Regions from separate parts of the Homo sapiens genome. Here region 2 is linked to region 1. Evidence: chromatin loops called from intact Hi-C (ENCODE). Cell type or tissue: heart right ventricle. All regions are shown on one strand. Links, peaks and the distances in the headings refer to the core of each region. The heading gives the core; the rest is flanking DNA.

What was found. Hi-C counts contacts between places; a loop is a spot of excess contacts. Peaks named below come from ENCODE experiments on the same cell type or tissue, not always from the same donor. Only the 100,000 strongest peaks of a DNase experiment are listed, where the experiment ranks them.
Region 2: it touches region 1 in a loop (2.8-fold over the local background); 1 of 110 quality-filtered maps calls a loop at or near these places.

The regions. Positions count from the first base shown.
Region 1 is chr5:1,235,827-1,240,205 of GRCh38, reverse strand. It overlaps SLC6A18 (solute carrier family 6 member 18), which reads right to left. Exons shown (of 12, transcript NM_182632.3): 5 at 2,146-2,256; 6 at 644-756. Among named protein-coding and RNA genes, the nearest start is that of SLC6A18, 13 kb to the right of the region's middle. In heart right ventricle, for the core only: no CTCF peak of the experiment used is centred there; a DNase peak (open chromatin) is centred at 1,894.
Region 2 is chr5:1,442,897-1,447,275 of GRCh38, reverse strand. It overlaps SLC6A3 (solute carrier family 6 member 3), which reads left to right and starts at 1,836. Exons shown (of 15, transcript NM_001044.5): 1 at 1,836-1,928; 2 at 4,034-4,364. The coding sequence starts at 4,079. RefSeq lists an enhancer at 699-1,198. In heart right ventricle, for the core only: no CTCF peak of the experiment used is centred there; a DNase peak (open chromatin) is centred at 1,771; H3K4me3 peaks cover 820 bases; H3K27me3 peaks cover 4,000 bases.

The DNA.
Region 1 (4,379 bases), core at 316-4,315:
CAAAGGAGAAACGCACACAAGTGCAGCTCCAGTGTGAGTTCAAGGAAGTAAGGTGTCGATCACAAACATTTAAAGCTTCCCTGGCGTCCCAGCTGGCACTTCCTTCCCTAAAGGCCGCCAGCGGGCAGAGCTGCCCAGGGACCAACCTGCCTCTCCCATCTCATGCAAACTGCCTGCCTCCGAAGGGGGCAGAAATACTGGCAGCCACGGGAAATAAGGCTTGTTTCAGGTTCATCACAGTGCACTGGGCTATGCACTTTATGATCCGTGGAATTGCACTTTGTAGGGATCTGTGCATATTAAGATATCATAAAAGCAGCACCTGCTCATGTCGGCACCAACGGGCCTTGAGTCTATTTCAGGTGACCATTGAGGCTTTTATGGCCCCACGTGTCATGTGCATTTTGATTGGTATCGTGCCCAGTTACACCCTGGTTCCTGGGTGTGATTATCCAGGCTGTCTTCCTGCAGCCAGCTCCGGACGTGCTGGGAGCTGCCGTGAGGGCCCAGACTGTGGCGTGAGGTTCTTATCTCAGGTTCACACAAGGCCACCCTTGGATCCACAGTGTGATCCTGAGATCAGGAAGTGCTCGGGCGTCTCCCCAAAGCTTCCCTGGCTGGACAGCTGAGCCCGACTGCCTACCTGGGCGAGTTGTAACTTGCAAAAGCGATGTGTCCTCCGAAGGCCAGGGACAGAGAGAAGAATATCTGGGTGGCTGCGTCCAGCCACACCCGGGGGTTCTGGAGAATGTGCATCTGGAATGAGTCAGGGAGAGCGTCTCACTCAGCAGGCAAACCACATGAGCTGGTGGCCCTGACTGTTCCAGAACGTTCCCAAGGTGGCTTTGGGGACACTCGTGAGCAAGTGTGACCTGTACAGACACCAGGAACAGGGTAGGACCACGCAGGTGTGCAGGTGTGGAGTGGCAGCTCTGTACACGGCAAATGCCAGGCCCCTGTCCGGGATGTGGCCGAATGAGCCGGTGGCTGTCAGGCGCACATGAGAACGTAGCTGGCAGGTTTTTTGGGGCTGGAGATGGGTTTGAGCAGCTCCTGCATGGGCATGTTTACTGTGCCCTCTCTAACCGGGCGGTTCTGGGTGATTTGAAGCCCCGAGGGCAGGGATGCCATGCACGGAGCCTGGCTTTTCTGCTTCTGGGGCCTGGGAAGGTGTCCTCTGTCTTTTGCTAGGACTCCGGGCAGACATGCCCATACCCAGGTGCCCACTCCCACACCAGCCCCTGGAAACTGCCTCGGGATGCTGGGCAGGGAGTGCCGCGATCTGGGATAGTACAGAATGCTCTAGAAGCCGTGCAGGCTCCTGGAGCAGGCGCTGGCTCCTGTGGCTTCCCAATGGGGTGCATGCAGCTGGACAAGGCCCTTGGTGGAGTCGGGCCCAGAGCAGGGACATCCAGTCCCCAGCCAGCCTCTCCCAGAACCCTGTCCCTCCTCCCCTGACCCCTCACATCCATGTCCACTTGGTGTCCCACAGGTGCCAAAGTCCACCTGCCCCAGACCGAAGTCCTCCTCCAGGCCCACTCCAAACCTGACCTCTTTCCTGAGTCCTCCAGGCTCACTCCAAACCTGACCTCTTTCCTGAGGCCCCTGGCTCACTCCAAACCTGACCTCTTTCCTGAGGCCCCAAGCTCACTCCAAACCTGACCTCTTTCCTGAGGCCCCTGGCTCACTCCAAACCTGATGTCTTTCCTGAGTCCTCCAGGCCCACTCCAAACCTGACCTCTTTCCTGAGGCCCCAAGCTCACTCCAAACCTGACCTCTTTCCTGAGGCCCCAGGCCCACTCCAAACCTGACCTCTTTCCTGAGGCCCCAGGCCCACTCCAAACCTGACCTCTTTCCTGAGGCCCCAGGCTCACTCCAAACCTGATGTCTTTCCTGAGTCCTCCAGGCCCACTCCAAACCTGACCTCTTTCCTGAGGCCCCAGGCTCACTCCAAACCTGACCTCTTTCCTAAGGCCCCCCTCCCGCCACGCCATCCTGGGCCAACCTCACCCCTGACCACCAGGCAGCCCAGCTGCTGGAGTGGCTCCTGGCCTCTCACGCTCCCAGGTGAGGGAGGGAGCTGCTGGCCACAGCCCTGAAATGTGTGTGCTGGAGGCCCTGAACTTTGATCCAAGACCCACTTACGTTGGGAGTGAACAAGTAGATGAGTCCTTTTGTTGCCCCTGGCAGGGTCAGCCCTCTGATGAGAAAGATGGTCAGGACCAGGTAAGGGAACAAAGCTGTGAAGTAAATCACCTTGAAACAAAAGGTGGAGTCATGAGACTTGAAATGGCCTCTGGTCTGTCCACAAGCCTCAGAGAAGCAGGCAGGCTCCAGACACCGCCCTTGTGGTCAGAGTGGCTGCCTCTGGTATGGGATTGACCAGGACGGATGGGGGTGCACCTTGGGGGATGGTGGGGTGCAGGCTCAGGGCAAGCTCGGAGGGTTTGGGGCTCACCAGAGACAGTCACATGCACATTCGTTTACATGTTTGTGCCCCATGGAGCACTGGCTGTCTGGGAGACTCAGGCCTCCTTTGAGCAAAGGGGCTGGGCCCTGAAGAGGGGTCTGGGCCAAACTCCCTCCCTGGCCTCCCTCTCCCAAGCCACCCACCTCCACTTGCCTCTCTCCTGGTCACCCTCGTTTCTGACCATATCCTTTCCCTGCTTTGGTCCCCTCTCCGGCCTCCCTCCTGTCCACTCTCGAGTTCTCAGCCCTTCTGTGTGGCCAGAGTCTTCTTCCTCCCACCTCGATGCCCCCACCTGGCTGCACCTACCCTGTACCCCTTCTGCCCACATAGAGCTGTTTCCCACTTCTCATCAGCTGTAGACAAGGGTCTACACACTAGACATCCACATGGAAGAGCATAAATGGACACTCCTCTCTCACTCCTCTCCTCAGTTCCCCCAATACAGACTGACTGCAGAATCACCTGGGATGCATTTTTTTTTTTTTTTTTTTTTTTGAGACAGAGTCTTGCTCTCTTGCCCAGGCTGGAGTGCAATGGCCCAATCTCGGCTCACTGCAACCTCTGCTTCCGGGTTCAAGCAATTCTTCTGCCTCAGCCTCGCAAGTAGTTGGGATTACAGGCTCCCAACACCACGGCTGGCTAATTTTTTTTTTTTTTTATTTTTAGTAGACACGGGGTGTCACTATGTTGGCGAGGCTGGTCTTGAACTCCTGACTTCATGTGATCCACCTACCTTAGCCTCCCAAAGTGCTGGGATTACAGGCATGAGCCACTGTGCCCAGCTTGGGATGCATTTTTAAGGGCCTTTATAATAGGATTATTTGGAATTTCTGGCTGGCTGCTTTGTCTAATTCAGTAATTCCAGTCCTCTCAAGCATGAAGACCCCCACCCTCCATGTAAGAGGAATGACAACCTCAGCACACTGAGACACTGCACAGGGCATGGGGCACTGGCGTCCTGAGACACTGCACAGGACATGGGGCACTGGCGTCCTGAGACACTGCACAGCGCATGGGGCACTGGGGTCCTGTGTCTGTGGCCCATGGGTCAGGAGGCACGGTCCAGGGTGCATGGACTGAGCACCGTCATTTGAAAAGAATCCACACATGTGTGATACCAGACTGGAGATGATAGCACACACTAGAGAATACAGGGTAAGAACTCTTCTTGCTTGAGGGGTCCAGGCAAGCAGGAGGCTCAGGTTCTACTGGTCCTTTCTGCTGCTCCCAATGGAAACCACATGGTTGAACATCAATACAGTTTTTCTCATTATTTAAGCCTCTTTGAAAGATAATCGCTTGTTTAAAACTAAACTGATAACAATGCATTTGCTGTTTATATAACATGTTATAAGCAAAATGTATGACAACAATAGCGCAAAGCCTGGGAAGGGAAATGGGATAAAATGCAATGAGATTCTTAAATGACCATAGAATGCCCCAAGATCACTTAATGATAGACCATGACAGGCTAGAGATGTAGACTGTAACCTCTAAAGCAGTTACTAGAATAACAAGAGAGAGTTAAAGCTAAACCAACCAAGGAGATAGAGCGGGATCCTGAAAAATACCTAGAGAAAGAGAGAAACAAGAATAAAAAAAAACAGATGGGGCACATGGAAACACATCTGAGGACAGAGCTAAACCCAACCATATCAATAATCACATTAAATGTAAATGCTCTAAACACCCCAAATAAAAGGCAGAGATTGTCAGATTGGTTAAAACAGCCAGATCCAATTGTATGCTGTCTACAAGAAAAACACTTTCAACATAAAGATACAAAAAGTTTAAAAGAAAAAGGATGGAAAAAATACACTCTGTTAACATAGCCCAAAGAAATCTGGAGTGGCTATTTTAAAACAAAGTCAGTTTCAGAGCCAAGAATATCACCAGAATAAAAAAGGTT
Region 2 (4,379 bases), core at 87-4,086, 210 kb before region 1:
AGCGTGAGCCCTCACTCCTGGCCTGTGTATTTTTAATATACCTGAACATCCATTCTCTCTGTGTGTTTTATTTAACAGCCTCCCTTAGTCACCTGCAAAGTCTTTTCCTTGGGAGACTGTTTCCTCAACCCTGCTGCTCTGGGGCCAAGCCCTGGCTCACTCCTTTTTATTGAAACCTGTGCCATGGAGATAATAGGGGTAGAGAGATCCCTTCTGTGGCAGCCACTGACACACTACAGCTTCGAGGTGGCACATCCCCCTCTCCTGAAGTCCCCTCACCTCCCTGGCGATGAAGTCCCACCCCTGATGGGAGGTGGTGTCAGGAGGCCTTCAGGTGGTCAGGCCAGGAGGGCTCCACCCTGAGGAATGGGACCAGTGCCCTCATAAAACAGACCCCGGAGAGCTCTCCCCAGCCCCTAGCGTGGGGAGATACAGGGAGAGAACTGTCTGCAACCCCGAAGCGGCCCTCACCAGACACAGAGTCGGCCAGGCCTTGGCCTCGGGACACCGGAACCGTTAGAACTGAAGGCTTCTGTGTGAGCCCCCAGGCTGTGGAGTTTTTTGTCATGGCAGCCCCAGGGGGTCACTAGGCTCCCACTTGATTCCAACTCAGCGTGAAGTCACAGCCCTGAGTGCCTTCTGCCTGGGTGCCAGCCCCGGAGCCGGGGAGCGGGGGAGCGGGGGGCGGGGAGGGGAGTGGTGGTGTGCGGGGAGTGCGGGGCGGGCGCAGGGGGTGGGGCACCGCGCTGCGGGCGGGTACTGCGGAGTCAGGCACCAAGGGTCCCTGCCTCCCTCACTGCTGAGCGCGGGCTGCAGGCTGGAATGGCTGGAGAGCCCCAGGGCTCGCCTGGACGCCCAGGGCAGGGTGCTCACGGGAGCATCGAGGGTACACGGGGAGGAACGCCGGGGTTCGGGCGACCCTAGGGGCGACGCACAGAGCTGGGCGCGGCCACTCACCTCGGTGCCTTCTAAGGACCTGGACATCCTGGGCCTTGGCGGCCTGGGGGCTCCATTCCTCCGCGCGCTGAATGGAAGAAATCCCGCCCGGGCATCTCGGAAGGAAAGCCTCGGAGTCCATTCGGCCCTGGAGCCGGATACCAACCGCCAGGGCTTTCCAGGCCCGTCCCGGGAAATGGTTTTCTTAGGCGAGTGCGAGGCGGGCCCCTCGGTTCCGATGCAGGCGCACTAGATGCCGGCAAGGCGGGGACTAGGCCTAGGGGACCTCGGTCGCCTCGAGGTCGCGGAGACCCCAAGGCCACGGAAGGACCCGCGTCTCCGCAGCCCGCACGCCGGGAAGCGTGCAGAGTCCTCGGCGGGGTCCCGAGCCCGCTGGTCAGAGCGTGGAGCGGCGGGGTGGGAGGGACGTGGTCCCCAGAGCGCGGGGCCACCGTAGGGGCCCCTGATGGGGAGGGAGGGAAGGGTCGGCCCGACGGGGTCCCAGCAGTTCCCCGCGCGCAGCCGCTCGGCTCCCTCCCCGTCCAGCTGGGAGCCGCCAGCCCTGGGCGTCCGAAGATAGCGGGTGCCCGGGGCAGCCCCCAGGGGTGCGGGCGAGGGCGCAGGGCGGCCCAGACAGTTCCCGCGTGGAAGGCGCCCGTCTAGATCCGCGACGTCTCGGACCCCCAGGCCCCCGCACCCCGTGTCCGAGGCTCCGGGACGCGCAGGACAGTGGAGCCGTGGCCGCCGCTTGCTCCCAGCCATCTGCGTCCGGGAGGCGGGGGCGGGGGCGCGGCCCGGGGAGGTGAGGAGGAGGAGCCAGGACGCGAGGGCGACCCCGTCGGCGGGAGGGCGGGGCGGGGCGGACCCTGTCTACTGGATAAGAGCCCGAGGCCGAGGCTGAGACCGCCCAGCGCTGCGGAGCGGGAGGGGAGGCTTCGCGGAACGCTCTCGGCGCCAGGACTCGCGTGCAAAGCCCAGGCCCGGGCGGCCAGGTGAGGCCAGCGTCGCTCGCGGCATCGGGGCGCCCCGCTCCTTCCGCAGACCCCGAAGTGGGGCGCAGGGGCGGGGGCCGGGGACCGGGCACAGTCTGGGGTCCCCGCGTCCCGCAGACCGCGCCGTCTCCAAAGTCGCCAACAGTCGCGGGTGCCGAGCGCCCCCCGATAGCGCCACATGGGACCCTGAGGCCGTCCGAGGCGCGAGGAGGGTGCAGGGCTGCCCCTGGCCCCGCTCCAGGCTCAGAACCGGGTGGGCACCTGGTGCAGTCACCGGCTTAGGGGACGCGTGGGTGTCTATGGCTGTGACTCGGGGGTCCTGGTTTCTTCTCGTGGAACTTAACCCTACTAGGGGTGCGGCGCATCCCAGATCCGATCGGAGTGGGTTTTGTACACCGCCGCTCCATCTCGCGGGGGCTTTGTCTGTGTTGGGGGTGGTGGCGGGCGCGGGCTGCGCGCTGGTGCTCTGGGCAGGGCGGGGAGGCCGGGCGAGGACTCGCCAGGCAGCGCCGCTTCTTGTTCTGGGCGCGGTGAGGAAGGACGCTTTCTAACGGGCCACATTTTGCTGTGTAGACCCAAAACTCGCCTCTGAGGCCCCGCGTTCAGGAGCGGGGTCAGGTGGCCCCAGGGCGGCGGCGGCTTGCCGGAGACTCGCGAGCTCCGCACCCGACGCCCTCTCCCAACGCGGCCTCCTGCTCGCGCCGCGGAACCCCTTCGTCGGGTGTTTTACCCACCGGAGGGGTCGTGCCGGTTGAGGTTGTCACCGGGTGCGTGGCATAGCTCGTGATAGCTCATGGGTGAGGTTTTGTGCAAACTTGGATGCAGGGAAAGTTGCCTGTTAGAGCCTCCACCTGCGACCTGCTTCAGTCGTTGTGTGTGTGTGCGCACCTGTGTGAGTGTGAGTGTGTATGTGTGTAAGTGTATGTGCTCGCCTGTGTGTGTGTGAGTGTGTATGTGTGTTTGTGAGTCTGTGTGTGTCTGTGTGTCTGTGTGTGCGTGCGCTCGACTGAAACACGCTGCTGCTGGATCCAAATGACAGAAGTCGCCCTGGCTGGGGCGGTGTAGACGCTCCTGCTCTCCTGCTCAGCGTTGCAGGGGGGTTTATGTAGCCGTTTGGACAGGATTTCCCGGGTTACCCTGCTGGCCCAGGAGCTAGTTCCCGCGATGAAGCCCTGTCCATCCTCCGCCCAGCTCTCTCACGCGGGGTGGTGCCACCTGCCCTAGGTGGATGTGGCTTGTACAGACACTTTTTGAGGAAGCAGTTGTGATGGTTATGTCTAAACTCTCTTTACAGTGGCTGATTTTGCTTATATAAATTTTGCTCTTTATTACTGAGTATAAACAATACAAGCCCAGGCTTGGTGGCTCATGCCTGTCATCTCAGCACTTTGGGAGGCTGAGGCAGGAGGATCGCTTGAGACCAGGAGTTCAAAACCAGCCTTGGCAACAATAGTCAGACCCTGTCTCTACAAAAAAACAACAACAACAACAAAAAAACACACACAAAAATAACTTAGCCGGTGCTGTGGTGCACACCTGTAGTCTCAGCTGCTCAGGAGGCTGAGGTGCAAGGATCACTTGAACCTAGGAGGTTGAGGCAGTGAGTTGTAATCACAACTGTATTCCATCCTGGGTGACAGAGCGAGACCTCATGTTAAAAAAGAAAAAAAAAAGAAAAAAGAATACAGATGAACAGTCATGAAGACATTATTGAATGCTCTTAGAAGATTGTAAAATTGCTCTCTGGAAGTGTGGGGGAAGGTGGAAGTGATATCCATGCATTGTTAGTAGAAAGCCACGCTAGAGCTCACACAGCCTTGCACTTTGATAGGAGTGGGGAGGGGTGCAGGGGAAGGAGGAGCAAACCAGAGTGTCTGTCTTGAGGCCTCCATGGGCCAGTGCCCCAGCCCTGTGGTGAGGGCTGGCACTTCCCAGCTCCCGTGCCCCAGCTGTACCATCTCAGGCGCTGAGAACGCACCCATCCCTTCCCAGAGGAATGCCCGTGAATGCCTCGGGGCTCTGCCCTCCGCACCAGGTATGTCCCTAGCCCTGGCTGCTGAATTGTTGCGTTCCTGTTGTGTGTTTATTTTTCATATTGGCTGAAGACCAAGAGGGAAGAAGCACAGAATTCCTCAACTCCCAGTGTGCCCATGAGTAAGAGCAAATGCTCCGTGGGACTCATGTCTTCCGTGGTGGCCCCGGCTAAGGAGCCCAATGCCGTGGGCCCGAAGGAGGTGGAGCTCATCCTTGTCAAGGAGCAGAACGGAGTGCAGCTCACCAGCTCCACCCTCACCAACCCGCGGCAGAGCCCCGTGGAGGCCCAGGATCGGGAGACCTGGGGCAAGAAGATCGACTTTCTCCTGTCCGTCATTGGCTTTGCTGTGGACCTGGCCAACGTCTGGCGGTTCCCCTACCTGTGCTACAAAAATGGTGGCGGTAAGTCCCATCTCA